Linked DNA regions of Homo sapiens: region 2 is linked to region 1. A link is a loop called in an ENCODE intact Hi-C map of the cell type or tissue named here. Cell type or tissue: GM12878. All regions are shown on one strand. Links, peaks and the distances in the headings refer to the core of each region. The heading gives the core; the rest is flanking DNA. Region 1 has its middle 10 kb from the start of LINC00226. Region 2 has its middle 66 kb from the start of MIR8071-2.

Region 1 (14,728 bases), core at 2,730-10,729:
GCCTGGACGACAAAGCAAAACCATGTCTCCGAAGGAAAAAAAACATAATTTCACGTGTGCTCACCTGTGTATCCAAAATAACAATCGAGATAACGATGATTACAGTTAAAAGCCTCCCTGTGTTCCTCTCATTCCTGCCTCCCCATTATTTCCCTCTCACCATACTGAGTCAACCTCTCATCTTTGTTAATTCAGATCTATTTTTCAAGATTTTGTTAAAGTGAAATCTTATATTTTCAATTTCATTTGTGTGGCTTCTTGCTCAGTATAATTACTTGGGAGTCAGTAATTTGGTTGTGTATAAAGAATGTGTTGATTCTAATGAGGAACAGTATTCCAGTTAAAGAATTCACCCATAGTATTTATTTAGAAAGCTCCTTAATATGTGTGTTATTTGCAGTTTCTGAGTATTACAAATAAAGCTTCTACTCAGCCTGGAGATGTAGGCATGCTATAACAAATATATTATTTTTACTAAAACAACTAATTTTAGTAAGCTGCAAATTAGCACATTTTCTTTAGTACACCAGATTATTGATGTTATAGTATAATCAAGAGACCTTACATCTTGTGAAATTCAGTGACTTGCAGGAACAAACAGGAAGAGAATATGACCTTATCTGGGGGAGAGGCCAGCAAATGTCACATAAGCTAATACAAAATTAAATTAGATATATTCATTGGATTGTTTAAAATTTAGTATTATAAAGAAGTTATTGTTTAAATTCTCAGCGGACATACAACTGAGAGATTCCTATTGCTATTGAAAACTTTTCTCCCAGGATTGAGGACACATCAGAAAAATCTCCAACCTCTTCCTCCCGAGACGGTTCTGTGTGGGGAAGTGGAACAGCAGCTGTGGCTGAAATGCATCCAGACCCAGCTCCCTCACCACCACTACATGACCAAAGAATTAACATGCAGGGGCAAAGCCACTGACAGCTCTGTGTTACAGGCACTGGAGGAACTCGTAGAAACTGGGGTAGAAGAAAGAAAAGCTCCAAAGCTCTGTCCATTCTTTCAGGAATAACAGCCTCATCTCCCACCTCCTCTCTCTTCCCTCAGGAATAACAGACTCATCTGCTGGGAAGGGCAGAAAAGAGGAAGCTGAAGACATCAGTGGGAAGACATAGTGGCTGCTGGGAGAAGATTGGGGAAAGAACAAGGAGACCCTCTACCCAGGAATGGGAGGAAGATGCATGGATCAGCATCACACCTGCAGGAAGGGCAGGGATACTTGGAAGGACACACCCTGAGCCAGGACTGCCATGTCTGCCTGCAGTATGGCTCCCTCAGAAGGACAGAGAGTGCCCGTTCAGTGCGACCCTTCCCACCATATTGACAATCATCAGGTCCATGTGGCTCTGGCCTGACCTAGGGGAGATGAAAGACAGAGTCTGTCTGGAGAGCACAAGACTAAGGCCCAAAGCCAAGCAGGAAACAAAATTAAGGTGTCATTGGAGTAATCTGAGTGACTGGTGGCTGCAGAGGAAACCCACTGCAATTCAGGCAGCCACTGCGACAATTACTTGCAAATGTAGCCCTGACTAGTTTCACACAATTTTCTACGATAAAGGCCAAGAAAATATAGGGTGTGATCATCTACAATAAAATGCAAAAATCATAAAGCAAGTAATTAGCTGATATAATGAATCTGATAGAAGTATCTGCAGAAGATAAATTTTGAAATAACTTGCTTAAATACTTTGAAACATTTACACTTGATCCCATTGTTAGTCTATGCATAACTTCATAAGAATTTTCCAACATGTGTTATAACTAATACTAATATTACTAATACTATATTAATATAATGCTTTTAACAAAAACCACAGAGTAGGTTCTGTTAGAACTACTGATGAAAAAGCAACCTTGCAAAATATTTAGAGAGATTTATTCTGAGGCGAATGTGAGGACCATGAACTGTGAACAGCCCCAGAAGATCTTGAGAACATGTGCCCAAAGTGGCTTGATGGTAGCTTAAATTTAGTGTACTAGAGAGACAGTCACCAAACAATACATGTGAGATATATGTTGATTTGGTCCATAAAGACAAAACAGCTAGAAGTGAGGCAGTGTGGGGCGGGGATTACAACTTACAGTGAGTTCGAATATTTTCTGATTGACAATTGATTGAAAGATTTAAGCTTTTTTCTAAAGACCTGAAACCGGTAGAAAAATGTTTCTAGGTTAAGATAACAGGTTTTGGAGAACAAGATTCTTACTATGTAGATGAAGTCTCTTATGTGACCACCTTTAGAGGCAATAGCTGGGAAATGTTTTCTCCTAAGACCTTTAAAAGAAGCTAGACCCTCAGCTAATCTCCTCGGTATAAGAAAAAGACCTGGAAAGGGAAGGAGATTCTCTACAGAATGTAAATCTCTCTCACAAAAGATAACTGTGCCTGGCTATTTTAAAATATGTCAAAGGAATATATTTTAGGGTAAAAGCCTTTGATTCCTTTCAATGCCTGCTCTCTGTCCTGTGATGATATTCTCGAGTAAGGTTAGAATTTGGTATCTTACTGCTACAAATAATCTGTTTTCTGAGCCTTAAGCTCTGTTTTCATAAAAATGCTGGTTAGTTGTGCTTGAATTCCAAAGGGAGGAGGGTATAATGAGGCATTTCTGATCCTCTATTTCTAACACGGCCGGAGCTAGGTTTAAAAGTGTCTCTGGAACTCCTTGGTCAAGAGGAAGGGTCCATCTGGTCAGGTAGATGCTTAGAATTCTACTTTTAGTTTCTAGGACAGATACGAGACTTATCTTAGTCAGGGGTATCAGAAAATACTTACTGAGGTAATCACAGTGAAGTTGAGACTTGAAAGATGGTCCCAGATTCCTCCCTGCAAACCTTTTCTCGTGACATGAGAAGAAGAAAACTTACAAGACACAAATATTACTATTTCTTCTATGTTCAAAATCGTCACCCATTAAGAAAATATTTAAACTAGGGAGACTTATCTTTAGAAACAAGCAGCCTAGTTGATTTCTAAAGTCCTTTACAAACCCACAGATTCTGATTAGTTTACAGATCATGCAGCACATCCCATCTAATGGGAATCTGCAATTAGCTGGATTCCACTGCATTGGTGTTTTTTAATGTTTGATTTATATAGATACACAATATTTCAAAATATTTAGGTGGTACAACTGATATTTTGATAAAAGCATTTTATGTGCAGTGATCAAATCTGGATAACTAGGATATCCTTCATCTCTATCACTGATTATTTCTTAGTGTTATGAACATTCCAAATCTTATCTTGTAGCTATTCTGAAATATACAATAAATTATTAACTGTAGTTTTCTATGTGCCATTTCGGCATTCCCACCAGCAAGGGGTGAAAGTTCCTGTTTTTCAACTTCCTCATCACCATCTGATATTGTCTACCTTGTAATTTTTACCCATTCTCATAGTTTAGTAGAACTTTTTAAATATTAAACATAAGTACACCTAATGAAAATCAAGTTGATCACTTTTTATGTTTGTTTTTTGGATATGGTTTCTATTCGGGTCTCTGCCCATTTTAAAATTAAATTCTGTGGTTTTGTTGTTCAATTGTAAGTTAATTTGTATATTTGTGATAAAAAACCTTTTCCAAATATTGGATTTGCAAGGAAATCCTCCAAATCTATAGCTTTTCACTCTCATGTAAGGGCTTATTTTCAAAGGCATAGGTTAGTTTATCCGTATACGAAAAGATGATAATTGTAATTCTAAATTCTAAGAATTATTAGAATAATAATGTTGGTTAAATTAATCCCAGTATCTGGTGCTTCACAACTTTTGGTATAACGCCAGTGAGAAAAATTTGTAGAGTATTCTGTGAAGACCAGAAATCAGAAGGTGATAAAGGGACAATTATATTTGAATAATCTGGAGATAGGAAGTGTATTTGGTATTCTTCTCCTTCTATTTCTCTATGAAGATGAAATGGAAAAATGACGTCTCCATGTGAAATGGGACACAAAGTTTTTAAGATGATTCTGAAGGAAAGTTGCTAACACAATCTCTCAGGTGATGTTCCAACACAGGCTGTGGAGGGGATGGTGGCCGCCAGTGGTTGCTGTCAGCCACAGGGTTGGTTGGTGTGGCCATTATTTTGTCCATGAGAGACAGTAGGCTATAATTTACTACATGCAGGTGCATTTCTTAATCTCAGATAAGGGGAGAACATGAGAACACAGAAGACGGGAAATTTGAAGATCTCACTACATCAACCACATTCCACTCAGGAGAACTTCTCACTGAGAGACCGGGGGATACGCAGGGAGTGGAGAGGAGTTTGGGGGATACTATCCATGAAAGAACCAATCCAAGCTCGTCGACCTCCCCATGGAAGGAGAGGTTAAATGTTTGTTCACAGAGAATGGTGGCTTATGTCAGGGTTCCCACAGGATCCAGAAATAGTTTCTAATAACAAACATCATACTATATTTAGAATTGATTTATTTTTTATAATTTATTTTGCCCCTCTAGTCAGCGCCACAGAAGAATGTTCTCAGAATCCTTCCTGATCCTCTGTGAGTTCCTGGTGCAGCTCCTGGAGGAAAAGGCTGTGTGGGAGGGAGCCCTCCTCATGTGAAGCCCTGAGGCAGTCCTGTCACCTCACCCACCACTGCCCTTCAGTCACTTCCTGAACACTTATGAGTTAACCTTCCTGAAACGTGGCATTTGGCAGTGCTTTCCCAGGTAATAAAATACTTCCGTTCTGTTTATCCTTGCAGGCCCCTGTCCGTTTCTGGAGCACGGGTTGCAGCTGAGTGTGTGGTAGTGGATAATCAGTGGGAGGAGGTTTGTGTGCATCTTGTCATCTTCCAGAGTGCACCCCTCATGGGGTTGACACTGACAAGCACGCAGATGGGCTTGCTCAGCTGGAAGATGACAGGCATTTTTGTAACCTTTGACCCCAGGAAGGCTCTCCCACTGCAAGACCAATCAGGCTTAAGCCTCTGGCTAAAGTGCAGCCAGCAAAGGGTACAGTGCCCAACCCTGAGAGCTCCTTCCAGGTGCCAAACCACTTTGTAAAGGAAGCTTTTTTCCTGCATGGATCCCATGGATGTGTCTGCATTTTCTGCACAAAGGGCTTTATCCAGAAACACCCCCCAAGAGCTTACAATGTTTTGAATCCAACTGTAGGGCATTATTCACGAAGGCCCTCATGACCAAAGTCTCCACTTCTCATTAAAGGACATTAATTATGGGATTCACCAGAAGCTGCTGGCTTTCCAAGGTACAGACCTGCCTCTACACCAGTGTCCCCAACCATTTTGGCACCAGGGAACAGTTTGGTAGAAGAGAATTTTTCCATGGATGATGGCGGCGGGTGGTTTTGGGATGAACTTGTTCCCCCTGCAATCGTCAGGCATTAGATTCTCATAGGGAGCGCTCAGTCTAGGCCCCTTGTATGTGCAGGTCACAATAGAATTCGATGAATGCAGCAAACCAACATAGCACATGTATACCTATGTAACAAACCTGTACGTTATGCACATGTACCCTAGAATTAAAGTATATATATAAAAAAAGTGAATTCGGCTTGTAGGAGAATCTAATGCACAGCTGATCCGACAGGAGACAGAGCTCAGGCAGCGATGCTGGCTCGCCCCCACTCATCTCCAGCTGTGTGGCCCGGTTCCTAACGCACTGCACACCTTAACGGATCCACAGCACGGGGACTGGGGACCCCCGCTGTAAACACTGGGAAACCTTACCATTGGGGAAGAGGCATATAAAACCAGGAGAAAGAGGAGCTCCATGTAAATGTACATTTTATGGATCCTTGAGGAAAGAGTGCAAAGAGGAATGGTCCCACCCACTTTCCTTCTACCTGGCATCATTCCCAGTAACCCACTTGAAGAATCCACTTGAACCTGGGGTGCTTCAAGATAGTTGAGGCTTGTTATACCAGGGACCACCAGAAAAGGAAACAACCAATGTGTCTGTGGAGATTCATCCTCTGTAACCGATTTATGACACTGGTGCAGGGTGTTGATAGCAGAGAAGGCTGAGCGTCGGGGGGCAGGAGTGCATGGGAACTCTGTTTCTTCTACTCAAACTTGTTGTGATCCTAAAACTCCTTTAAAATAAATTCAGTGTAAAAGGAAGGGCAAAGACATTTTGGAAGAAATTTCGGCCACTTCTTGGAAATTATATTTAGTCTTACCATGAGATCAAGCAATCCTGTTTCTAATGATTTATAGATCCAATTATAAAATGTATGTCCCCACAAAGCCCCCATGGGAATGTTTGCATCAGCTTGATTGATGGCTGCCTTTCCCACTCTGTGAGTGTTACTTATAGGGTGACAGTTGAAAATACTATTTCCTACATAATGACAGTGTACACATCTTTCCATTGCTGTTTTACTCAATTACTCAACCCATTTTCTAAACAGATTTAAACTTCATAAATCCTGTCATCTCCTCAGCCTCAGCACAGCTGCCTCATTCCTCAGGGTTTCTGACGCTCTCAGGATGTGGGTTTTCACACTGTGTCTGTTGCACAGTAATACACGGCCGTGTCCTCAGATCTCAGGCTGCTCAGCTCCATGTAGGCTGTGTCTGTAGATGTGTCCTCGGTCATGGTGACTCTGCCCTGGAACTTCTGTGCGTAGATTGTTTCACCATCTTCAGGATCAAAACCTCCCATCCACTCAAGCCCTTTTCCAGGAGCCTGTCGCACCCAGTGCATGGATAATTCAGTGAGGGTGTATCCGGAAACCTTGCAGGAGACCTTCACTGAGGCCCCAGGCTTCTTCACCTCAGCCCCAGACTGTACCAGCTGGACCTGGGCGTGGGTGCCTGTGGAGAGGACAGAGGAGTGGATGAGACACCACTTAACTGGACCCAGTCCCCTCATCAGCCCTGGAACTAAGGATTCTCTTGCCTGTAGCTGCTGCCACCAAGAAGAGGATCCTCCAGGTGCAGTCCATGGTGAGGTGCTGCGCTCTGGGGGCTTCTGTAGGGGAGGGATGTGGCTGTTGTGTGATGGTCTCTGGGCAAGGAAAGATCTGTATTTACCTCGGTAGACAGCAGTGCATTTGCATATTCATGAGGCAGGTTTTTCATAGCTCAGGCCACGCCACCCTGAGGAAGAAGATAGGTGACATGTGGACCACGCCACAGTGGGATGCTGAGCTCCCTGCCCTGAACTTTGTTTAATATTTGTCCTCTGACATGCCCAGAAGTCCATGAAGACAGAACTCCTCTCACAGAAACCCAGAATCTCACAGGACATGGTCCTCAATGTGATTCCCTGTTCATATGGCTCACTGTCTACCTGAACTTTTCCTGAGCCTTGCCCTCTGCACATCTAACTTCTGGGATGAGTGTGTCTCCGGACAGTAACACCCATTGAATTAATAAAACCACCCCTCAATTCCTAACTAGAAATACATTTGAAAGACCTAGACATTTCTCCTTTTAAATCCGGTTTGCATTAAATTATTGGGTTAGGTATAGGCTGCGTATACAATAAAATACTTACAGGCACATCAGTACTTGCTAAATTCTTATTTAAATGTTAGGTCATTATTGCTTTGAAATAAGGAACATTCAATTCCTGAGAGAAAACCCTGCCCCAGCCTCCTGTGCACCTGCCCCAGGGCTGGGTCCTGTGCTGGGTGCTCCCTGAGCGCCCCCTGCCGCTCAGCTCCTGCCCTGCAGGGAAGTTCCTGTCTGGGAACTTTTTCCTCCTGTCAGAGAACTTTTTCCTCCCAGAATCTCAAGCTCAGTAGGAAGGGGCTGTGCCCTGGCTCAGAATGCTCTTTCAGTGACAGAAATTGTTTCCCCCACCACCTCTTACAATAGAAAATAGGCCTTAGAAAACCCAACATAATCTACAGGGAGACCTCAGCACGGCAAGCAAGGAATCATAAAAGCCATCAGGGAGCCCCTTCCCTGGAGCTCCGGATCCACTGATACGGTCCAGACACATGGCGAGTCCAGGAACTGATGGGACTTTGGGGAAGGCTCTTTTTTTTAGGATTCTGTGGTTGAAGATTTTATCGATTATAACTTTACCCACAGACCCTATGTCTCAAAGCTCACCACCACACACACTCACAGTGGCATATTTGCATAGTAACTGGCCTCGAATTTGCCCTCCTTCTTAGTGTCTTGCCAGTGAAAAGTGCTTCCAACACTGATCCTAGTCCTGGTTATGTTTGTTGTGGTTTTGCTTTTTCCAAACAGCTAAAGCGAGCTAGGTACTAATGGAGATTTGGAAAGTGCCTTCATGTTCTCTTTGCCAGTTCTCACCTGCGCACCCTGCAGATGCCCCATGAGAGGTAAATCTAATTTCAGTGAGGGAGAGGATGTGACCTTGTTCCTGAAGCTGTTGGTCTAAGAGGTTTTAAGTCACTTTACTGTCCTTGACTTTTTCTCTCCCACTGCCTTTGGTTTCCCTAAATTCTAGTCCTTAGATGGAGTCTGTGCCTTTCCACACTTTTCTCTTTAATCCAGATTAATCATATTGGTGGTGAGGTGATGTGGTGGGTAGGGGAGCAGTATATGTTCTGGAAATTGAATTCCAATGATTTCTTGCTATTCTTTCTCTAGGCTGTACCATTTACAAGGAGTATTCAGTGGTACAGCTGATTTTCCTCCGTCCTCCACTCCCCCTCCTGGCTGCAGCATCCACAGATTATTTTCTTGAATCTGACCCCAGATGTTTTATTAATTATACTCCTTTTCATGACTCAGGAAGGCTAAGATGAAGCTGTCTGGGATGGAAAAGAATCCCTTCCCCTCACAGAATAAAGATCTTGAAAAGTATTTTTTCCCTATAGGGTCTGTCTGGAGGAAGTTCTGGGCATACTTATCAGAGTATAGTTCTCCTGATGACAGAGCCATGAGGGAATCTGTTTGGATTCTCATCTTGAGAACCCAGAAGTTTCTGGAGGGAAATTCCATCAGAGTGGGGTGTGCAGCCCCCAGGACTTCTTACCCTACCCTATCCACACTTGTCTTCCAGGCATTTATGGAATTGCCATATAACTCTTCCCAACAGCTTGTGCTTTCAACGGAAGAATCACCCAGTTTATAAATTTAGAAAGGAGACTTTATTTCTCAGAAAGGGTTGAAGCTGCAGGACGGCCATCTTAACAGGCTGGGAAGGAAAGCCTCCCACAGAGACTGTGAGCAGGCACTTTAAGAGAGGGAAAGATGAGAAACAAATTTGTGCAAATGGATTGGCCGAGTGTACACACTCAGCAGGCTATAGAAGGAGCTATGGATATTCACATGGCGTGGAGGCTCTCATGTCTAATAAGCAAACACACATGATACATGCATTTCAGCTTTGCTTTGGGGTGAGGACTTAAGAACTAAATGAATTACAGCTGGGTCCTGCATATCAAAAGGGCTTTGTGCAGGGGCAGAAAGACACACAGTGCACAGCCTCTGGAAATTGGCCAGGACAAGTCCATGGTCAGTGGTCTCTTCACAGGAGAAAGTTACTGAAATCAGTCTCTTGGCCAATCAAAGCTCTCTTTATGGCTGTGGATCATTCTTGCCAACATTTCTTATCTTTTGTCTTGCTGATAATAGCCATTTTAAGTGGTGTGAGGTGATATGTCATTGTGCTTTTGATTCGAATTCCTCTGACAATTAGTCATCTTGAGGACATTTTTATGCTCTGTTTTTCATGCATGTGTCTTCTGAAAAAAATCTATTCAGGTTTTTGCTCTTTTTATGAGGTCATTTGATATTTGCTATTGAGTTGTATGGATTATTTATACATTTTGATAGAACTTCTTGTCAGATATATAATTGCATGTAGTTTTTTGCTGGGCTTGCTTTTGGGATTAACTTCAAATAAATCATTTCTGAATCAATGACATGAATTATTTTTCCATGTTGTCTATGAGTTTATGGTTTCATGTTATGTTTATTTTTGTTGATTTTTGTATATGGTGTTAGAGAAGGTCTAATTTTATTTATTTTGCATATGGATGTCCAGTTTTTACATCATTTGTTGGGAGACTGTCCTTCCTTCATTGTGTGTCCTTGGGATACAAAATCAGGAAGATACATAATTAAAAAAGAAAACATCAGATGAATATTCTTGGTGAACATAGACCTAAAATTTCTCAACAAAATACTAACAAATAGAATCCAGAAGCACTTTAAAATGTGATACGTCATGATCAAGTAGGCTTTACCCCTGGAAGGCAAGTTTCATTCAACATCCACAATTCAGTAACTGTGATTCTCCATGTAAGCAAAATAAAAGCAAAAAACATATGATTTTCTCAATACATGCTGAGAAAGCTTTTGATGAGATCCAACATTCACTCATAAAAACTCTCAAAAGACTAGGCATCAAAAAATACCTCAAAATAGCCTGGTGCGGGGGCTCACGCCTCTAATCCCAGCACTTTGGGAGGCTGAGGCGGGCGGATCACGAGGTCAGGAGATGGAGACCATCCTGGCTAACGCAGTGAAACCCTGTCTCTACTAAAAATACAAAAAATTAGCTGGGCGTGATGGCGCATGCCCGTAACCATAATCCTAGCTACATGGGAGGCTGAGGCAGGAGAATCGCTTGACCCCGAAAGGCAGAGGTCGCAGTGAGCCGAGATCATGCCATTGGACTCCAGCCTAGGCGACAGAGCGAGACTCCGTCTCAAAAAAAAAAAAAAAAAAACTCAAAATAATAACAGCCATCTATGACAAAACCACACTCAACATTATACTGAGTGAGCAAAAGCTCAAACCCCTTGAGAACTGAAATAAGACAAGGATGCCCTCTCTCACCACTCCTATTGAGCATACTACTGGAAATCCTAGTCAGAGCAACCAGGCAATAGAAAAAATAAAACGGAGCTGATATGGTTTGTATTTGCATCCCCACCCAAATTTCATGTCAAATTGTTATTCCCAGTGTTGGAGGTGGGGACTGGTGAGAGATGATTAGATCATGGGGATGCTTCACCCTCTTTTGTGCTGTTCCCATGACAGAGCCCTCAGGAGATGTGGTTTCCAAGTACTTGGCACCTACCTCCTCTCTCTTCCTGCTCCAGCCATGTAAGACATGATGCTTCCCTTTCTGTCATGACTGTTGGGTTCCTGAGGCCTCCCCAGCCATGCTTCCTGTACAGCCTGCAGAACCATGAGACAATCAAAAATCTTTATAAATTATGCAGTCTCAGGTGTTTCTTTATAGTGTGCAAATAGACTAATACAACATCTAAATGGGAAAAGAAGTAGATATATCTGTCCAAACTGATGATATAATTCTATACATAGAAAATTCTAAAGACTCTGCCAAAATAATTCTAAAATAGATAAACAACTTTGGTAGAGTCTCAGGATACAAACTTAATGTACAAGAATCACTAACATTTCTATACCCAACTATGTCCAAGCTGAGAGTGAAATCAAGAACACAGTCCTATCCCACTTACAATATTCACACACACACAAATGAAATGCCTGGAAATACAGGTAACAAACAAGGTGAAAGATCTCTACAAGGAGAACTACAAAACACAGCATAAATAAATAAATAAATCATACATGACACAAATAAATGGGAAAACATTTCATGCTTATGGATTAGAAGAAGGAATATTGTAAAAATTATCACACTGTCTAAAGCAATTTAGAGATTCAGTACTATTTACATAAAACTATCAACATCATTGATCACAGAATTAGAAAAAATAATCTATTCTAAAATTTGTATGGAACCAAAAAAGACCCTGAATAGCCAAAGCAATGCTAAGCAAAAAGAAGAACGCCAGAGGCATCATGATACCCAACTTTAAGCTACACCATAATGACATGGTAACAAAAACAGCTTGGTACTGGTACAAGAGCAGATATGCAGAAGAAACGGAACAAAATAGGAAACAGAAATAAAGCTGCACACCTAAACCGTCTGATACTTCATAAGGCTGACAAAAACAAACAATGTGGAAAAAATACTCTGTGTTCAGTAAATGGTGCTGGGATAACTGGATTCTGGCAGATATGCAGAATGCAAGAGTGAAGGAGGCTGGGCAGTTTCTACCTAGATTTCAGAAGATGTGTAGAGAACCCTATGTGCCCAGGAGGAAGCTTGCTACAGGACTGGATCCACCACAAACAACCTCTACGAAGGCAGTACCAAAGATGGGGAAAGATGGGGTTGGAACCCCATTCAGAGTCCCCACTAGGGCACTTCACAGTGGAGCTACAGAAATGCAGCCACAACCCTCAAGATCCCAGAATGGTAGATCCAAAGGCAGCTTGTACTCCCAACCTGGAACTACTTCTGGCACTTGACTCTGGCCTGTGTTATTAGCCCCATGGAATGTGCCCAGCCATAAGGATGAGATGCCTGAGGATTTTGGGACCCACTTTGTCCTGGTGTACCCTGACTAAGAACATAAAGTCAAGATAGATTATTTTGTAGCTTTAAGATTTAATATCTGTCCTGCTAGGCTTTAGGTGTGTGTGGGGCCTTTGGCCAATTTATTCCTTTTGTATTGACAATATTTACCCAATGGCAATATTGCACCTTGGAAGTACATAACTCTTTAAAACATTTTGCCAGCACGCAGCTGGAGGGAAATTGCCTTAAGACCCTGGCGAGACTTTGTAATTTTCAGTTGGAGGTTGATCAAGTTAACACTTTTGGGAACTATTTTTAAAAAAGATGATTTTGCAATCTTACAAGGATTTGAGACCAGGGGACACAAGAGTGAAATGCTACAGTTTAGGTGATTGTCCCTTCCAAATCTCACGGTGAAATGTGATCCAAAATATTTGAGGTGGGTCCTAGTAGGAGTTTTTGGATTGTGGGGAAAAGATCCTTCAGGTATGGCTTGGTATCAACCCCATGGTAATTAGTGAATTATTTCTTTATTAGCTAATTTGAAATCTGATTGTTAAAAACAGTCTAGCGACCCTCCTCCCCTCTTCTGTGCCCCCTCTCACCACAGGACACTGCCTGCTTCCCCTTTGCCTTCCACCATGACCGTAAGCTTCCTGAGGCCCTCACAAGAAGCAGATGCTGGTGCCATGCTTCTCACACAGCCTCCAAAACTGTAAGCCAAATAAGCCTCTTTTCTTTGTAAATCACTTGGCCTCAGGCATTAATTTATAGCAATGCACAGTAGACTAATACACTGTCCAAAGCAAGATACATATTCAATGCAATTTTTATCAAGTAACCAATATAATTGATTACATGTTTTAAAAAAAATCCTTAAATATATATGGAATCAAAAAACAGCCTGAATAGCAAAAGAAATCCCAAGGAAAAAGACCAAAGCTGAAAGCACCACATTCCCTGATTTCAAATTATACTACACAGATACAGTAAGAAAGACAGCATGGTACTGCTACTAAAAACAATAACAATAATAATAATGTAAAAGAATAGACAGCCAAGAAATAAAGACAAGTTTCTACAACCACCTGTTCTTTGACAAAACTGACAAAAATATGCAATGGAGAAACAACCCTCTATTCAGTAAGTGGTGCTGAAAAACTTAGACAGCCACACATAGAAGAATAAAACTAGACTTCTAGTTTTTCACCATAGACAAAAATTAATTGAATATGGATTCAATATTTAAATGTACAAACTGAAGAAAATGTAGGAGAAATTTTTCGGGACATTGGCCTAGGCAAATAAAATATGACTAAGACTTCAAAAGCATGGTGTGGTAGGTTTGGTTATTCATTATATTGAAAAATAAAGCTATCATATGCTCTGGTGATCCCACTTCTTGTCATATATTCAAAAGAAATAAAATTATTATGTCAAACACATGTTCACTGCAAGATTATTTATAATAGTGTAGATTTGTAAAATAATTTAATGACCACAGATTGATGAATGTGTAAAGAAAATGTGTACACAGAAAACTGAATTTTATTAGGCTTTGAAAAGAAGGAAATTCTGACATTTGCAACAACAGGGATGGGGCTAGAGGACATGATGCTTAGTGGAATAAGCCAGATGCAGAAAGACTTAATGATCTCATTTACATGTGGGATCTAAAATATTCAAGCTCTTGAAAGCAGAGAGTAGAATAGTGGGTCCCAGGCCTGTGAGGAGAGGGAAATCAGATGATGTCGGTCGAAGGGTAGAGGTCCAGTTGTGCAGGGTGAATGAGTTCTGCAGATCTAATGTACTGCAATGTTCTTGTATTTAATGCTGTATTGTAAATGTGATTTTTGCTAAACGGGTAGATCGTAGGTGTTCTCATGAGACACACACACATACACACACATGTAGTACATTTTAAAAAAATAAAATGGTAGCTCCATGAGAAAATGGATATACAAATTACTTTGGCCATGATGAGCATTTCACAATGTGTATCTGATGTGGTTTGGATCTGTGTCCTGCCCCAAATCTCATGTTGTATTATAATCCTCAATTGTGAAGGTGGGACCTGGTGGGAGATGACTGGGACATGGGGTGGGTCTTTCATGAATGGTTTAGAACAAACTCCTGGTGCTGTTCTCATGACAGTGTGTGAGTTCTCATAAGATCTAGTTGCCTAACAGTGTGTAGACCTTCCCTGCTTCCTGTGGCTCCTGGTCTGGCCATGTGACGCACCTGCTCCCCTTTGTCTTCTGCCATGATCCTAACTTTCCTGACTCTCCCCAGAAGGAGAAGCCACTACACTTCCTGTACAGCCTGCAGAACCGTGAGCCAATTAAACACACTTTTTTTCTCAAATCCCTCAGTCTCAGGCATTTTTTATAGCACCGTGAGAAT
Region 2 (15,702 bases), core at 3,452-11,451, 570 kb before region 1:
GTGCGCTGCCTGACCCCGATCCCGTCGGCGTGTGGGCCCTTCCTCAGCCCAGGTGATTCCCTGTGGGCACGGGACTGGGCAGTGCTCCCCACGGCTGCTGGGCCCCAGGACCGGCCTCCAAGGCTGAACCGCGGCTCTGCCAGCTCCACAGACAGCCAGCAGCCCACCCGACAGGGACCAAGATGACAAAGTGCTCAGGGCCGCCCTGTGCCCCGGGACCCAGCTGCAGCCTCAGCAGGACAGGGCTGGGGGCGGAGGGTACAGCGGGACTCCTGAGGACAAACGGCCCGCGCCCCGGGTGAACTCAGTGCCGTGAGGAGCCTGTGCACGGGCTGTGGTGGACGCGTCCCTGAGACCCTGTGTGTGCTGTAGGGTGGCTGTGCCCGCTGCCCTCACCACCTGCTGCCCGGGGCCCAGCCTCCCTCGCTGGGGCTGGAGGGTGGATCCAGCAGGGACAGCGTGATGCTCAGAGTCATCGCATAGTGACAAGGACGGGGGCTGCTTTCAAAGCTCCTGAATGTTTTAGTGGCTCAGAGTGAAGGTTCACAGGCCTCGGGGGACATGGCCTAGACTGGGCGTGGGTCCAGCCCCTTGGCAGGCAGTGGGTACAGGGCGTGTCCTCCTCCATCCCCATCTGTCTGGTCCCCAGCCACACGCTGAGCCTGGGTCCCCGACTCCCCCCCGACCCGGCAGCTCAGGCCCAAGTCCCTGTCCCCTCCCCACATCCCCTCACAGCAGGTGCTTCAGAGGGGCCCTGGAACGTGACCAGTGTGGGGGAGGTGCTGCGGGGACTGGGGACCACACACGGCACCCGGCCCAGTGCCAGGGGGAGGCGGGTCAGGGCCCAGGTCTCCGAGGCCCAGGCTGTGCGTGTTGGAAGCCCCATTGTTGATGGAGTCAGATGCCCACATCCTCATCCCCGCCTGGGGCCCCTTCTCCAGGAGCCCTGGGTTCAGTCAGAGCCCAGCCAAGGTCCCCTCCCTGGCCAGAGGCCTCACTGGCTCGGTCACCCTCACCTCACTGCCCCCACCTCCTCACCCCTGCCAGCCTGGCCACTCTGGGCTGCTCCTGGCCTCCTTCCCACAAACACGGACCCACAGGTTCTCTAGGCCCTCCAGGACCTTCGCCCACTCCACGGCCCCTGCCCCTGTCCTGTTGACCTCCCAGCGTCCATCCCTGTCCTCGGGCTGCACCCTGCTGGCTCTCCTGTTCTCTGACCATCCCCCACTGTCCAGTCCCTCCTGGGAGACCTGAGGCTGTCCTGGGCTTCAGCCCCCAGGGCTGGGGTCGCAGTGCGCAGGGTCCTGGGACCTCCTGCTCCCGCCTCTCCCATGTTGTTACCCACCCCAGCCCGATGTTCCGGGTCCTGTGTGGATCTGCAGGTTTCCTGGAGGCTCAGAGTCCTGCCCCGGCCAGCACAGACGGGGAACAGGGCGAGGGCTGGGTGGTGGCCCAGTGACCTCGGGGGCCAGGCCTTGTAGGTGCAGGTGGGCCCGTGCTGCCGTGCCCCCCACCCACAGACAGGCCCCGACTCTGGCCCAGCGCCCGCTCGGCCGCTCCCAGCTGCAGGCTGAGGTCTCCCCATTTGCTCCTGGGCCATGTGTGTTTGGGTGTGAGTGTGGGTATGGATGTGACAGTGACTTAGTGTGTGGCTGTGAGCGTGGGTATGTTTCTGTGTGTTTGTGTGTGAATGTTGTATAATAGTCGTGGTGTGTGTTTGTGAGAGTGACTGTGTGAGAGGGGCTTGCAGCTGAGTTCCTGGGCCCATCTTGCTGCCTCTTTCTCTCCCTGTGTGTTCTCTGCCTCTGTTGTGTTCTCTCTGCATGTCTGTCTCCATGTCTCTTTTTCCCTGTTCCCATCTCCTCTCTTTTTCTCCCATCTCTGTCTCCGTTTCTTCTTATCTCTCTCATCTCATCTCTCTCTCTTTCTGTCTCTTGTAACTCTGTCTCTGTCACTGGCCTCGCCTCTGTCCCTCCCTGTCCCTGTCTCTTATCTCTCTCCATCCCCATCTCTCTCTCTGTGTCTGTCTTTGTCTCTCCTTTCCTGTCTCTCTTGTCTCTCCCCATCCCTGTCTCTCTCTCTCTCTATGTCTCTGTGTCTCTTGTCTCTCCCCTCAGATAGACCATGGTTGACCCTGGCTGACCTCTGCCTAACCCTGGACCTGGAAAGCCCTAGCTGACCCTGGGCTGGTTGGGGCTGGGCCTACCTGTGGCTGCAGCCCCTCGCTCAGGCCCCAGGCACACCTGGCCAGGTCTCGGTTTTGGGGCATGTTTCTCAGAACAGCAGTTCTCTGGCTGGAACACCTGACCTGGGCTGTGTTCACAATGACTCAGCCACCCCACAGGGCTATTTTGGGTATTTCTGCAGGTCTATTCAAGAGGCTTCAGGAGAGAGAGAAAAGCAAGAGAATACAAACGGCATGGCCTCCCCTCACCTTCCTGTCCCCACTCCTGTACTGTACCCCCTCCCCAGTGCTAAGTCGAGACCTGGCGACCCCTTAGGGGCTGGGGCTGGGTGTAGCTCACAGGGCCTGGGCTGGTCTTCTCGCCACCAAGTCCTCCTGGGGCCTACACACCCCTCTGAGCCTGGAAAAATGGAGCAAGTCATTGGGGTCATTTCTTCATCTACCAGTGAGTACATGCACTGAGAGGGTCTCGGCTCCCCTGGAGGCCTCCCTCCACCACTGCAGGTCACTTACTCATGAGGGCCAAGGCTCAGAAATCAGACAGGACTCAGTGTCTAGTCAGACTGATACATGCTCAGAAAAGGAATCAGATTTCAAAATGAATATGCATAATTAAAGAACCAGAGATCAGTGATCAGGAACAGGGATCCGCGGTCTGGTCCAGGGCTCAGTGGTCAGGAACAGGGCCCAGTGATCAGGATCAGGGCTCAGTAATCAGGACCAGGGCCCAGTGATCAAGACCAGGGCCCAGTGATCTGGTCCAGGGCTCAGTGATTTGGTCCAGGGCTCAGTGATCAGGAACAGGGGTCATTGACTGGGTCCAGGGCTCAGTAATCAGGACCAGGGCTCAGTGATCAGGAATAGGGGTTAGTGATCAGGAACAGGGCTCAGTGATCAGGTCCAGGGCTCAGCAATCGGGAACAAGGGTCAGTGATCAGGTCCAGGGGCCAGTGATCAGGACCAGGGGCCAGTGATCTGGTCCAGGGCTCAGTGATTAGGAACAGAGGTCAGTGGTCAGGATCAGAGCTCAGTTACCAGAAATAGGGCCCAACGATCAGGATCAGGGCTCAGTGATAAATACTAGGGTTCAGTGATCAAAAGGAGGTCTGAGTGATTAGAATCAGGGCCCAGTGATCAGGACCAGGACTGGATGATCAGCACCAGGACTCAGAAGTCAAGAGCAGAGCCCATTGATCAGGACCAGGAGTCAGGGACCAGAACCAGGGGCCATTGGTCAGAACCAGAGCCCAGTGATTAGGAACAAGACCCAGTGATGAGGGCCAGGGCTCAGTGATCAGGACCAAGATTCAGGGATAAGAACAGGACCCAGTGATCAGGACCAGGACCCAGTGATCAGGACCAGGGCTCAGTGATTGACTATTGACTAGGACCAGAGCTCAGTTATTGACTGTTGACTGGGACAAGGGCTCAGTGGTCAGGACCAGAGCATAGTTAGCAGGACCAGGGCCCAGTGATCAGGGCCAGGGCTCATTGATCCAGAACATGGCCCAGTGATCAGGATCAAGACTCAGCGATCCAGACCAGGACTGAGTTAGGACCAGAGCCTAGTGATCCAGATCAGGGCTCAGTGATCACGACCAGGGCCCACTGATGAGGACTGGAATTGAGTGATCAAGTCTAGGACTCAGGGATCAGGACCAAGACTCAGTAATCAGGACCAGAGTTCAGGGGTAAGGACCAGAACACAGCATGACCAGGGCCCAGTGATCAGGAGCAAAGCCCTTTGATCAGGGCCAGGGTTCATTGATCAGGAGCAGGGTTCAGTGATTAGGATCAGGGCCCAGTGCCCAGTGCCCAGTGACTAGCATCAGGATCTAATAATCAGGACCAGAGCTGAGTGATCAGGACCAGGGCTGAGTGATCTGGACCAGGACTGAGTGATCAGGACCAGGGCTGGGTGATCAGGACCAGGGCTGAGTGATGAGGACTAGGATGGAGTGATCAGGACCAGGGCTGTGTGATCTGGACCAGGACTGAGTGATCAGGACCAGGGCTGGGTGATCAGGACCAGGGCTGAGTGATGAGGACCAGGGCTGAGTGATGAGGTCCAGGGCTGAGTGATGAGGACCAGGGCTGAGTGACCAGGACCAGGGCTGAGTGACGAGGTCCAGGGCTAAGTGAGGAGGTCCAGGGCTGAGTGATGAGGTCCAGGGCTGAGTGAGGAGGTCCAGGGCTGAGTGATGAGGTCCAGGGCTGAGTGATGAGGACCAGGGCTGAGTGACGAGGTCCAGGGCTGAGTGACGAGGTCCAGGGCTGAGTGACGAGGTCCAGGGCTGAGTGACCAGGACCAGGGCTGAGTGATGAGGTCCAGGGCTGAGTGAGGAGGTCCAGGGCTGAGTGATGAGGACCAGGGCTGAGTGATGAGGTCCAGGGCTGAGTGATGAGGACCAGGGCTGAGTGAGGAGGTCCAGGGCTGAGTGAGGAGGTCCAGGGCTGAGTGAGGAGGTCCAGGGCTCAGTGACGAGGACCAGGGCTGAGTGACCAGGACCGGGGCTGAGTGATGAGGACCAGGGCTGAGTGATGAGGTCCAGGGCCAAAAACAGGAGTAGGACTCAGTGATCAGGACTAAGGCTCAGTGATCAAGGCTAGAATTAAGTGATCAGGAACAGGGACCAAGTAGTAGGACCAGAGCTCAGTGATCGGTAAACGGGCCCACTGGTCAGGACCAGGGCCCTGTGATCAGGATGAGGACCCAGTGAGGAGGACCAGGGCTGTCTAGGTTATGAGGAACAGGGATCCCATGTAGTTCTTAGGAGCAGGCTTCTTTGCCATGGTCTCTGGTGAATCCAGCATTCATCCTTGGGCCTCAGCCTCATTCAAGATCAGGTCATTTCTTGATTTTGGGACCAGGGGTACCCTCTGTCCATGCCCACCATGACCACCATGACACCCAGGGGGACTTTGAAGCAGGCGTTCTCCAGTCTAAAGCCACCACCCTTTCCCTGACCCCCGTCTCCTCATTCAGAGTCTGTGAACATTTTCCTTGGGGCCACTTTATTGCACCTGGAAGGCATGTGAGTAAGGGCGGGTCGGTGATGTCTGAAAGGGCTGAGTTCTGGCAAGCATAGCTGGCTTCTCCAAGAGGTTCCTCCACACTTCCTCCCTGCAAAGACAGAGGGGTCACAGCCTGAAGGAGCAGCATCCTTGCCAACGCCCTCTGTCTCAGCCCTGGCCTGGCTCATGGGAGCCTGGACGGAATCCTCGTTACTGCACTGGAGGGAAGCTCAGCCCTGACCCTGGGCCTGCGCGTGTCCTCAGTGTCTGTGAAGGGCCCCCCAGGAGAGCACGTCCCCCCACAGTGGGAGCAGGTGGTGCTCTCCTCTTAGCCAAGCACTGCAGCCCACCTCATCTACTGTGGGCTCATCCCCCTCCTGGGCTCCCACCTGTGCCTTGCCGGCTCCTGCTCAGTACTGGGGGCCCTCCCTGTTGCCAGATGGGCCCCGGACGCTGGTCACGGTCAGTGCTGTGCTATAGAACAGGCTCAGCAGGAAGAGGGTGAGGAAGGTGATGGTGGTGGGCCACAGGTTGGCGCCGGGGGTCTCCTCCTCCAGGGTCTCCTGCGGCAAGTCCAGCACCACATAGGGAGGCGGCATCTGCCAATCTGCAACACAGCAAGAGCCTGCCAGGCCCAGACTCGTGTGAACAGCGGCTATGCTTCCTTGGGGTCTGGGGACAGTGGGGTCTGGGTCCCCATCTAAGGCCTGAGACTCCCCCAGGGAGGATGAGGAGGCAGAGTCCCAGGTGAGGGGCTGGGACCTTCTGTCTTTGACATTCTTAGGGCACTTCAGGGAGAGACTTGGCAGGGCAGAAAGTGGACACCATCTGCTTCTCCAAGGGAAGCTTGAGCCCGAGGTACCCTCCCGCCCCTCCCACCCCACCCCGTCTCAGTCCCAGCCACGTATTCAGTGACTGGGTCCCGGGGCCAGAGAGGACCAGACACACCCACCCTCAAGGAGATCTGGGTCCAAGACAGAGACCTGGGTCTGACACTCAGTGTGCCAAAGGTTGAATGGGCAAGACCAGAGGCCTCTGTTGCCTTCCCAGGGAATGTGGCTGAGGGGTTACAAGCGAGGGCCAGGTGAGGGCCACCAGCACGGGCATCCTCATTTTCCTCAGGGTCTCAGGGCATAGACCTCCCATGTACAGCTGTACCTGCTTGTCATATGCTGATACATCCAGTCATTCACCTGTCTTTCTATCCTTCCATCCATCTATCCATCCATCCATCTATAAAGCTATTATCCGTATATCCACCCCTCCATCAGTAACACTCCTACCCACTCACCCAACCATTCATCCTCCATTCATCTATTAATGTAAGGCTATCACTTAAATATCCACCCATATATCTATAAAGCTATTTTCCATCCATTCATCCTTCTTCCATCTATCCATCCATCCATTCACCCATCCATCTATAAAGCTATTTTCCATCTCTTCATTCATCCATTCATAAAGCAATTCTCCATCCAATTATCTTCCATACACCTATCCTCCATAGATCTACCCACCCACCCACCCCAGTATCCTCAATCCTCCGTCAGTCCACCCATCCTCCATTCACCCCTCCATCTATCTTCCATCCTCCATCCACCCTTCCATCCTCCATCCGCCTACCCATCCATCCATCATCCATCCATCCATCCATCCATCATCCATCAGTCCATCCACCCATCCATCCATCCATCTTCCATCCTTCATTCATCCACTCATCCATCCTCCATCCACCCGTCCTTCATCCATCCATCATATATCCATCTGTCCATCCTCCATCCAGCCATTTACCCACCCATCCATCCTCCGTCTACCAATCCTCCATCCACCCATCCATTCATTATATGTCCTAGGATCTACCCATGTGTCTGCCTGATCTCTGTCTGCTGGTTCAGCCCCTCATCTGTTGATTCTCCCTCTTTCCCCCTCTCTTTAAAAGCCCCTCCCCTGGGCCAGGTCCTGGGTCCCATGGGCTGGAGGGCTTCTCTGTGGCAGGGCTTCCCCGAGTGACCTGTTGCTCTCAATTACCCTCTGGTGACTGGACCCTCAGGGGTGACAGTGGCCTCCACCTCACCTTGGCCCTGAGAGCAGAGGGAGGCAGCCAGAAGGCGGGGGGCCCTGGGGAGGCCCGGAAGATGTCTAAGGCACGAGCAGGGGCCCCACTGCCCCCTTGTGGGAGTCTGGGTGCCAGGTGTCCCCACAGTGGTTGTGGGACTGTTCTTACACTCCTGGGAGCCCCAGGCAGAAGCCAGAGGCATGCAGAGGGCCCTGGGCAGGCCCTGTCTCACTGGCCTGCTTCTGATGCCACCCCACGTGGCCCCTCCCTGTCTATGCTTTGGGTCCTAGTTGGGCTTAGGAAGGGATGGGAGACTTGGCCAGGCAGGGAGCAGGGGCTGCCTGGGAGGGGTCTGTGGAGTTGGTGCCTGATCTGTGCACAGTGGAAACACAGGGAAGCCAGAGGGGCCTAGGGGAGCAGGCTGAGCTTGGGGGCTTGGGAGGGGACTCCCCTGGCTTTTCTGGAACTGGGTCTGGGCTGTGAACGTTCCGCTCCTGCAGGGCTCAGGCGTATATGTGAGTGTGAGTGTGCACCTGTGCCCACGTGCCCCGTACAGAGCAGTGTGGTTAAGGGGAGGTGCCCCTTCCTGCATGCGTCAGTGGGACGTCCTGAGGCCCACCCACTAGGGTGGTGGGGCCCTCCTGGAGCTTGTCCTCCCAGTGGGGCCCTGGAGTCCAGCCCCTCACTCCCTCGCCGCTCCTGCCACTACCTGCGCCTTTCTTGGCTAGCCTGCTCCTTTTACCCTCCCTATTCCCTCCCAGCTACAGCCAGAGGCGGCTCTCTCAGGGACAAACGGCCATGCCACTGCTCACTCAGAACTGTCCGGGGCATGTGCATCTCTCAGAACCCATCCTGGGCTGTGCCTGCCTTGGCAGACCTAAGATCTCACACCAGCGAGGCCTCCTGCACCACACACTCTCACACTCACAACTCACACTCACACCAGGGTGGAAAGGCTCAGGGGGGTGCCAGGGGCCCCCCGAGGCTGAGGGCAGGGGGTATTCTTCCCTGTCCATGCCCTGGCCCTTTCCCAAGTGCTGAGACCCTGAGGATGGACAGACAGGCGCCGGATGGAAGCGTGGGGCTGCTTGGGGGAGCATGGAGTTTATTCAGGGGTGGGGACAGGCGGGCGGCTCAGTAGCAGGTGCCGTCCACCTCCGCCATGACAACAGACACATTGACATGGGTGGGTTTACCCGCCAAGCGGTCGATGGTCTTCTGTGTGAAGGCCAGCGGCAGGGCCTCGTGGCCCACCATGCAGGAGAAGGTGTCCCCCTTCTTCCAGTCCTCGGCTGCCACGCGCAGTATGCTGGTCACAGCGAAGGTGGTGGTGCCCTGGCTGGGCTCCTGCCGGGATGCCCAAGTCAGGTACTTCTCGCGGGGCAGCTCCTGTGACCCCTGCAGCCAGCGAACCAGCACATCCTTGGGGCTGAAGCCGCGTGCCAGGCACGTCAGCGTCACCAGCTCGTTCAGGGCCAGCTCCTCCGACGGCGGCGGCAGCAGGTGGACCTCGGGCCGGAATGTGTTTCCTGGAGGGTAGAGAGCCAGGTCAGGGGGCTGGGCAGGGGATGAGAGAGCCCCTCTGCTCTGGTGGGCACCCTGGGCTGTGTCCTGGCCCCTCAGCCTGCCTCAGTTTCCCTCTGTACTTGGCATGAGCACTGGAGCCCAGGATTGGGAGGGAGGAGGCAGGCCAGGAATATGCTTTGCAAACCAGAGCACTGAGCAGGGCCCCGAGCAGGGTCTGGACCCACCGGATTTTGAGAGGGTGGCGGTTAGCGGGGTCTTGGACTCGGGGTAGGCAGCAGTGCAAGTGAAGGTCTTCCCATGGTTCCATGGCTCGGCACAGCCCGGCAGGACACTGGACACGCTGTAGCAGCCACAGAGGTCACGCTCAGGTGGTCCTTGAACAGCGCTCTTCCCACTTGAGGGCGTCCAGGTGAAGGTGACACCTGAGGCATCTCTCAGGCCGGTCAGTGTGCACGTGAGGTTCGCTTCTGAACCTAAGAGCAGGTCCTCGAGGGCCGGTCGGTGCAGTGACAGTCGGGGGTGGCAGCATGAGGGAGATGGGGTAGGTGGAGTTGAGGGAGATGGGGTAGGTGGAGTTGAGGGAACTGGAGTGGAGAGATGGCCTGAGCTGGTCAGCACATACTTCCCCATGCCCCCGCCTCGCCCCTCCTGGCCTGTCCACCACCACCTCCTGGGGCTCGGCCCGCGGTCCACTCTGGTGTGAGTGAAGGGGCGGCTCCCTGTGGGGAACACGGGTGCAGGCGCAGTGTCAGGGCACGACGGGGTGGCCCCGCCCCACTCCCCAGCCTGCCCTCTGACCTGGGCAGGGCACAGTCACATCCTGGCTGGGATTCGTGTAGTGCTTCACGTGGCATGTCACGGACTTGCCGGCTAGGCACTGTGTGGCCGGCAGGGTCAGCTGGCTGCTCGTGGTGTACAGGTCCCCGGAGGCATCCTGGCTGGGTGGGAAGTTTCTGGCGGTCACGCCCTGTCCGCTTTCGCTCCAGGTCACACTGAGTGGCTCCTGGGGGAAGAAGCCCTGGACCAGGCAGGCGATGACCACGTTCCCATCTGGCTGGGTGCTGCAGAGGCTCAGCGGGAAGACCTTGGGGCTGGTCGGGGATGCTGGAACACAGAATGCACTGTGAGGACGCGGCCCTCTCCTCTATACTGCCTCTCCTCTATACTGGAGGAACCCAGCACAGAGAGGCCTGGTGACAGCCCCATGGTCACACAGCTCCTGCACCACAGGCCTGCAGTTGGACCCTGCTGTCTGATCCCAGCAACATGGTTTCTGAACATGCTCCTTAGATAGGGTCTCTGATTCAGGCCATCCCAGACACAAGTTGTATTAAACAGGGCTCTGCCATGGAGTGGCTGAGTCCCCTGAGCTCCCTGACCGCAGCCCCTGCTCTGGGTGGGGGACATGTCTTGCTCTATCCCCTGCCCCTAGAGAGGATTTTGGTGGGGGCTCTTAGGAGAGGGTCTGGGCTCTGAGTGCTGTGTGCATGGGGTAGGGGTGGAGTGGCTTGGCTGTGACCCCATCCCCCTGTCCCTGGTCAGAGTCTCAGTCCAACACCCACCACTCCATGAGCCCCACCCCAGGCCCAAACAAGCCACAGTGGACCCCTGTGGCCTATGAGGTCTCGGGACTAGAGGCCAACAGGCTAAGCCATGTCCCTGCCAGGCCCTCCAGGACAGGGCCTGCTATACAGGGGAGCTCTGGGCCCAGCCCACTCCAAATTTCCTTCAGGCAGTGGGCAAGAGAGAAGACAGAATCATGGTGCAACAGAGCTGCGTGGCCCTCAGAACCCCTAAGAACACAGCTGGGCTCAGGGCTCTGCAGGTGGAATCACACTCAACCCACGGCCTCTTTCCCACATTAGCAGCCACCTCAGCCCATCCCGCCCAGCCCAGCCCAGGCCAGTCCAGCTCAGTCCAGCCCAGCCCAGCTCAGCCCAGGCCAGTCCAGCTCAGTCCCGCCCAGTCCAGCCCAAGTCATCCTAGCCCATCCCATCCCAGCCCAGGTCAGCCCAGCTTAGTCCAGCTCAGCCCAGGTCAACCCAGCCCAGGCCAGCTCAGTACAGCTCAGCCCAGCCCAGGCCAGCTTAGTACAGCTCAGCCCAGCCCAGCTCAGCCTGGCCCAGGCCAGCTCAGTACAGCTCAGCTCAGCTCAGCCCAGCCCAGCCCAGCCCAGCCCAGTCCAGCCCAGTCCAGCCCAGTTCAGCTCAGCCCAACCCAGCTCAGCTCCGCCCAGCCTAGCTTAGCCTAGCCCAGCTCAACACAGCTCAGTCCATGTCAACCAAACCCAGCTCAGCTCAGCCTAGCTCAGCCCAGCTCAGCCCACCCCAGCTCAGCCTAGCTCAGCCCACCCCAGCTCAGCCCAGCTCAGCCCAGTCTAGCTCAGTTCGGCCCAGCCCAGTCCAGCTCAGCTCAGCCCAGCCCAGCTCAGTCCACCTAAGCTCACCCAGCTCAGCTCAGTCTAGCTCAGCTCAGTCCAGCTCAGCCCAGCCTAGTCCAGCCCAGCCCAGCACAGGTCAGCCCAGCTTAGCTTAGCCCAGGTCAGTCCAGCTCAGCTCAGTCCACTTAAGCTCACCCAGGTCAGCTCCGTCCAGCTCAGCCCAGCCTAGCCCAGCTTAGCCCAGCCCAGCCCAACACAGGTCAGCCCAGCTCAGCCTAGCCCAGCCCAGCTCAGCACAGGTCAGACCAGCTCAGTACAGCTCAGGTCAGCCCAGACCAGTCCAACCCAGCCCAGCGCAGTCCAACCCAGCCCAGCTCAGCTCATCCAAGCCTAGCTCAGCTCAGCCCAGCCCAGGTCAGCCTAGCCCAGCCGAACCCAGCTCAGCCCAGGTCAACCCAATTCAGCTCAGCTCAGCCCAGGTCAACCCAACCAAGCTCAGCTCAGCCTAGCCCAGTCCAGCTCAGCCCAGCTCAGCTCAGCCCAGTCCAGCTCAATCCACCTAAGCTCACCCAGCTCAGCCCAGTCTGGCTCAGCTTAGGTCAGCCCAGCCCAGCCTAGCCCAGATCAGTCCAGCTTAGCCCAGCCCAGGTCAGCCCAGCCCAGGTCAGCCCAGCTCAGCTCAGCCCAGCCCAGCTCAGCCCAGCCCAGCCCAGCCCAGCTCAGCGCAGCCCAGCCTAGCTCACCCCAGCCAGGTCCAGCTTAGCCCAGCTCAGCCCAGCCCAACTCAGCTCAGCCCAGCTCAGCCCAACTCAGCTCAGCCCAGCTCAGCCCAACTCAGCCCAGCCCAGTTCAGCCCAACCCAGCCCAGCCCAGTCCAGCTTAGCCCAGCTCAGCCCAGCCCAGCCCAGCCCAGTCTAGCTCAGCCCAACCCAGCCCAGCCCAGCTCACCCCAGCCCAGCTCAGCTCAGCTCAGCTCAACCCAGGGCAGCCCAGCTCGTCCAAGCCCAGCCCAGCCCAGCCCAGCCTAGCCCAGCCCAGCTCAGGCCAGCCCAGCTCAGCTCAGCTCAGCTCAGCTCAACCCAGGCCAGCCCAGCTCGTCCCAGCCCAGCCCAGCCCAGCCCGTCCCAGCCCAGCCCAGCCCAGCCCAGCCCAGCCCATCCCATCCCGGCCCAGCCCGGCCCAGCCCAACCCGGCCCAGCCCAGCCCAGCCTAGCTCACCCCAGCCTGGTCTAGCTCAACCCAGCTCAGCTCAGCCCACCCTAGCTCAGCTCAGCCCAGCCCAGCTCATCCCAGCCCAGCCCAGCCCAGCTCGTCCCAGCCCAGCCCAGCCCAGCTTGTCCCAGCCCAGCCCAGCACAGCTCAGCCCAGCCCAGCCCAGCCCAGCACAGCTCAGCCCAGCCCAGCCCAGCCCAGCCCAGCCTGGCCTAGCTCACCCGAGCCTGGTCTAGCTCAGCCCAGCTCAGCTCAGCCCAGCTCAGACCCGCTCAGCCCGGCCCGGCCCGGCTCGGCCCGGCCCAGTCCGGCCCGGCCCGGCCCAATCCGGCCCGGCCCAGCTCAGCCCGGCCCAGTCCAGCTCAGCCCAGCTCAGCTCAGCCCAGTCTAGCTCAGCCCAACCCAGCCCAGCCCAGCCCAGCCCAGCCCAGCCCAGCCCAGCTCATCCCAGCCCAGCCCAGCTCAGCTCAGCTCAGCCCAGCCCAGCTCAGCCCAGCTCAGCCCAGCCCAGCCCAGCTCATCCCAGCCCAGTCCAGCTCATCCCAGCCCAGTCCAGCCCAGCTCAGCTCAGCCCAGCCCAGCTCAGCTCAGCCCAGCCCAGCTCAGCACAGCACAGCCCAGTCCAGCTTAGCCCAGCTCAGCCCAGCACAGCTCAGCCCAGTCCAGCTTAGCCCAGCTCAGCCCAGCCCAGCCCAGCCCAGCTCAGCCAAGTCTAGCTCAGCCCAGCCCAGTCCAGCTCAGCCCAGCCCAGTCCAGCTTAGCCCAGCCCAGCTCAGCCCAGCTCAGCCCAGCCCAGCCCAGCCCAGCCCAGCTCAGCCCAGCTCAGCTCAGCTCAGCTCAACCCAGCCCAGCCCAGCTCGTCCAAGCCCAGCCCAGCCCAGCTCAGCCCAGCCCAGTCCAGCTCAGCCCAGACTAGCTCAGCCCAGCCTAGCTCAGCCCAGCTCAGCCCAGCCCAGTCCAGCTCAGCCCAGCCCAGTCCAGCTCAGCCCAGCCCAGTCCAGCTCAGCCCAGACTAGCTCAGCCCAGCCCAGCTCAGCCCAGCCTAGCTCAGCCCAGCTCAGCCCAGACCAGTTCAGCTCAGCCCAGTTCAGCCTAGCCTTGCTCAGCCCAGCCCAGCCCAGGGCAGCTCAGGGCAGCCCACATGGACGTGTATCAGCTGGCTCCACGTCATCTTCTTTGCCCTCTGGCTCGGCTCAGCCTAGGCCTCAGCTCAGCCATGAAACCTGTTCACCTTGTATCCCAGGAAGGGCCGGGTCATCCCTGGTTAGGCCTGGCCAGCCTGGCTCAGCCCCCAGTGCCCAGATCCTTCCTGCCTGGTTAGGAAGCCCTGCCCTGTGGTTCCGGAGTCCCTGTGGTGACCTCTTTTGTCCTTCCCTCTTGTCTTGGTGCCTGTTCTCCACCTTTTGCTTCCAGAAGGGGCCAGGACCAGCCTGGCTGGACTCCTCAATGTGCAGAGGAGGAGACGGAGGCCTGGAGACCTCCAAGACCCACCTGGTCAGGCTGCTGGAGGGCCCGCAGTGCTGAGTGGGCGGCCTCCGGCGTGCAGGCCCTCATGGCAGGTCCACCCTCACGGGCGTCTGGCTGCCTGCCAAGAGGGCTGCTGTGGGGAGGGAGCCCTGGCCCGGCCCAGGCCCTGCCTTGATGGCCGTCTGTCCTTAGCAGAGCCCTGCTCTGCCTCGCTGGCTGTGTCCACAGATGTGGCTGGATGCTGAGGGGCTGGAGGGGAGGGCCTGCATGCCCGTACGTCTGGCCTACAGACAGGGTCACTCGCCCACTTCCTGCCCCAGCAGACACGGCCGCGCGGCTCCACGTCATGTCTGGCCTGTGGTCTGGCTGTGGTGGGGCCAGGTGTGTGTGGCCAGGGCTCTGTGACCCCACCGGCCGTGGAGCCTCATGGCTCCACATGGCTCCACAGGGCGGGGTGGGGGCCACGATGCAGGGAAACAGGAACAGACACAGTTAGAGGCTCAGAGACCCCGAGACAGAGATGGCAAAGGGGAGACACAGGGCCAGAGAGGGTCCCCGACCACCCGCAGGGGAAGGGTGCCTGTGAGTGGACTCCCGTTGAGGGGGCCTTGGGGCCACAGGGCGGGCATCAGGCTGGGGAGAGTGAGTCTTGCGCTGCTGGGTTGGAGCCACTCCGGCCTGGCCTCCCTCGGTCTGCCCCATGGGCCGCTGGGGGCCCCAGACTGCAGCCCAGGGTGGGGGCATGGGGGCACCCCGTCTCCTAGCCTGCAGCCCTGCGGGTCAGGGTGGCCAAGGTGCCTGCTCTACCCTGTCCAGCGCTGCCCAGGTGGCACTCCTACTGTGGGTCACCAGAGAGCTGGCCGTTGCGTTGGAGAGATCCCGCCAGCGATGCTGGCCCTGGAGTCGGGGGAGGCCAGCTATGTCTGGGGGCTCGGGTGGCACCGGCAATGGGAGGCCAGAGGCGCTTCACAGAGGAGCTGCTGCAGCGGAGTCCTGGAAAGCGTGGGCGTGAATGGAAGATGCCCTGGCCATGGGGCCGGGCCACCCCGGCGGAGGCTGTCGGGTGAAATCCAGGGAGTGACAGTGAGGCCGGATCAGGGCAGGTGGGGTCAGAGGAGGAGGGAGGTAGCCTGGGGCTGCCCCAGGGTCCTGGGAAGACACACCTGGCGGTTCAGGGAAGCTCTGGAGCTTTTGTTATGAACCTTGGGATGCCCCCGGCCCTCGCCAGGGGGACGTGGCTGCTGCATCTTAGTCATTTCTGGCTGCAATAACAAAAATACCATAGACTGGTGGGTTCAGCAGCAACATTCATTTCTCACGGTTCTCGAAGCTGGAAGTTCAAGGTCAGGATGGCAGCAGGGTCAAGTTCCAGGAAGGGTCGATTCCTGGTTCACAGACCCCCATCTTTTCACTGCGTCCTCACGTGGTGGAAAGAGGGCAGGGCTGCTCTCTGGGGTCCCTTTTCTTTAGGGTCTCTAGTGAGATTAGGGACCGAATCACATTTTTGAGGGTTCCCCCTCAGGCCCTAACCACCTCCCTGAGGCCCCAGCTCTGCATGCTCTCACTCTGGGATGACGGCTGTCACACAGGAGTTTCGGGCAGACACAGACCCTCAGACCATAGCACCACCCCTGTCTGCCTCTGCCTCTCCCCATCCCTGTGTCTCCTCGTCTGTCTCCAGCTAGGACACTTGTCCTTGGACCTAGCCCCCTCGATAATCCAGGGTGTCCTTCACCTTGAAATCCTTGACAATCCAGGGCGCCCTCACCTTGAAATCCTTGACAATCCAGGGTGCCCTCACCTCGAAATCCTTGACAATCCAGGGTTCCCTCACCTCGAAATCCTTGACAATCCAGGGTG

Evidence for each region. A loop is a pair of places that touch in the nucleus more often than their neighbours do. Peaks named below come from ENCODE experiments on the same cell type or tissue, not always from the same donor. Only the 100,000 strongest peaks of a DNase experiment are listed, where the experiment ranks them.
Region 2: it touches region 1 in a loop (2.7-fold over the local background); 1 of 110 quality-filtered maps calls a loop at or near these places.

The regions. Positions count from the first base shown.
Region 1 is chr14:106,270,046-106,284,773 of GRCh38, forward strand. It overlaps IGH and IGHV1-24. Among named protein-coding and RNA genes, the nearest start is that of LINC00226, 10 kb to the right of the region's middle. In GM12878, for the core only: CTCF peaks have their summits at 7,095 and 7,652 (motif pointing left); no DNase peak of the experiment used is centred there; H3K4me3 peaks cover 867 bases; H3K27me3 peaks cover 170 bases.
Region 2 is chr14:105,698,778-105,714,479 of GRCh38, forward strand. It overlaps IGH and IGHA1. Among named protein-coding and RNA genes, the nearest start is that of MIR8071-2, 66 kb to the left of the region's middle. RefSeq lists an enhancer at 2,166-2,487. In GM12878, for the core only: a CTCF peak has its summit at 7,380 (motif pointing left); no DNase peak of the experiment used is centred there; H3K4me3 peaks cover 1,010 bases; H3K27ac peaks cover 4,574 bases.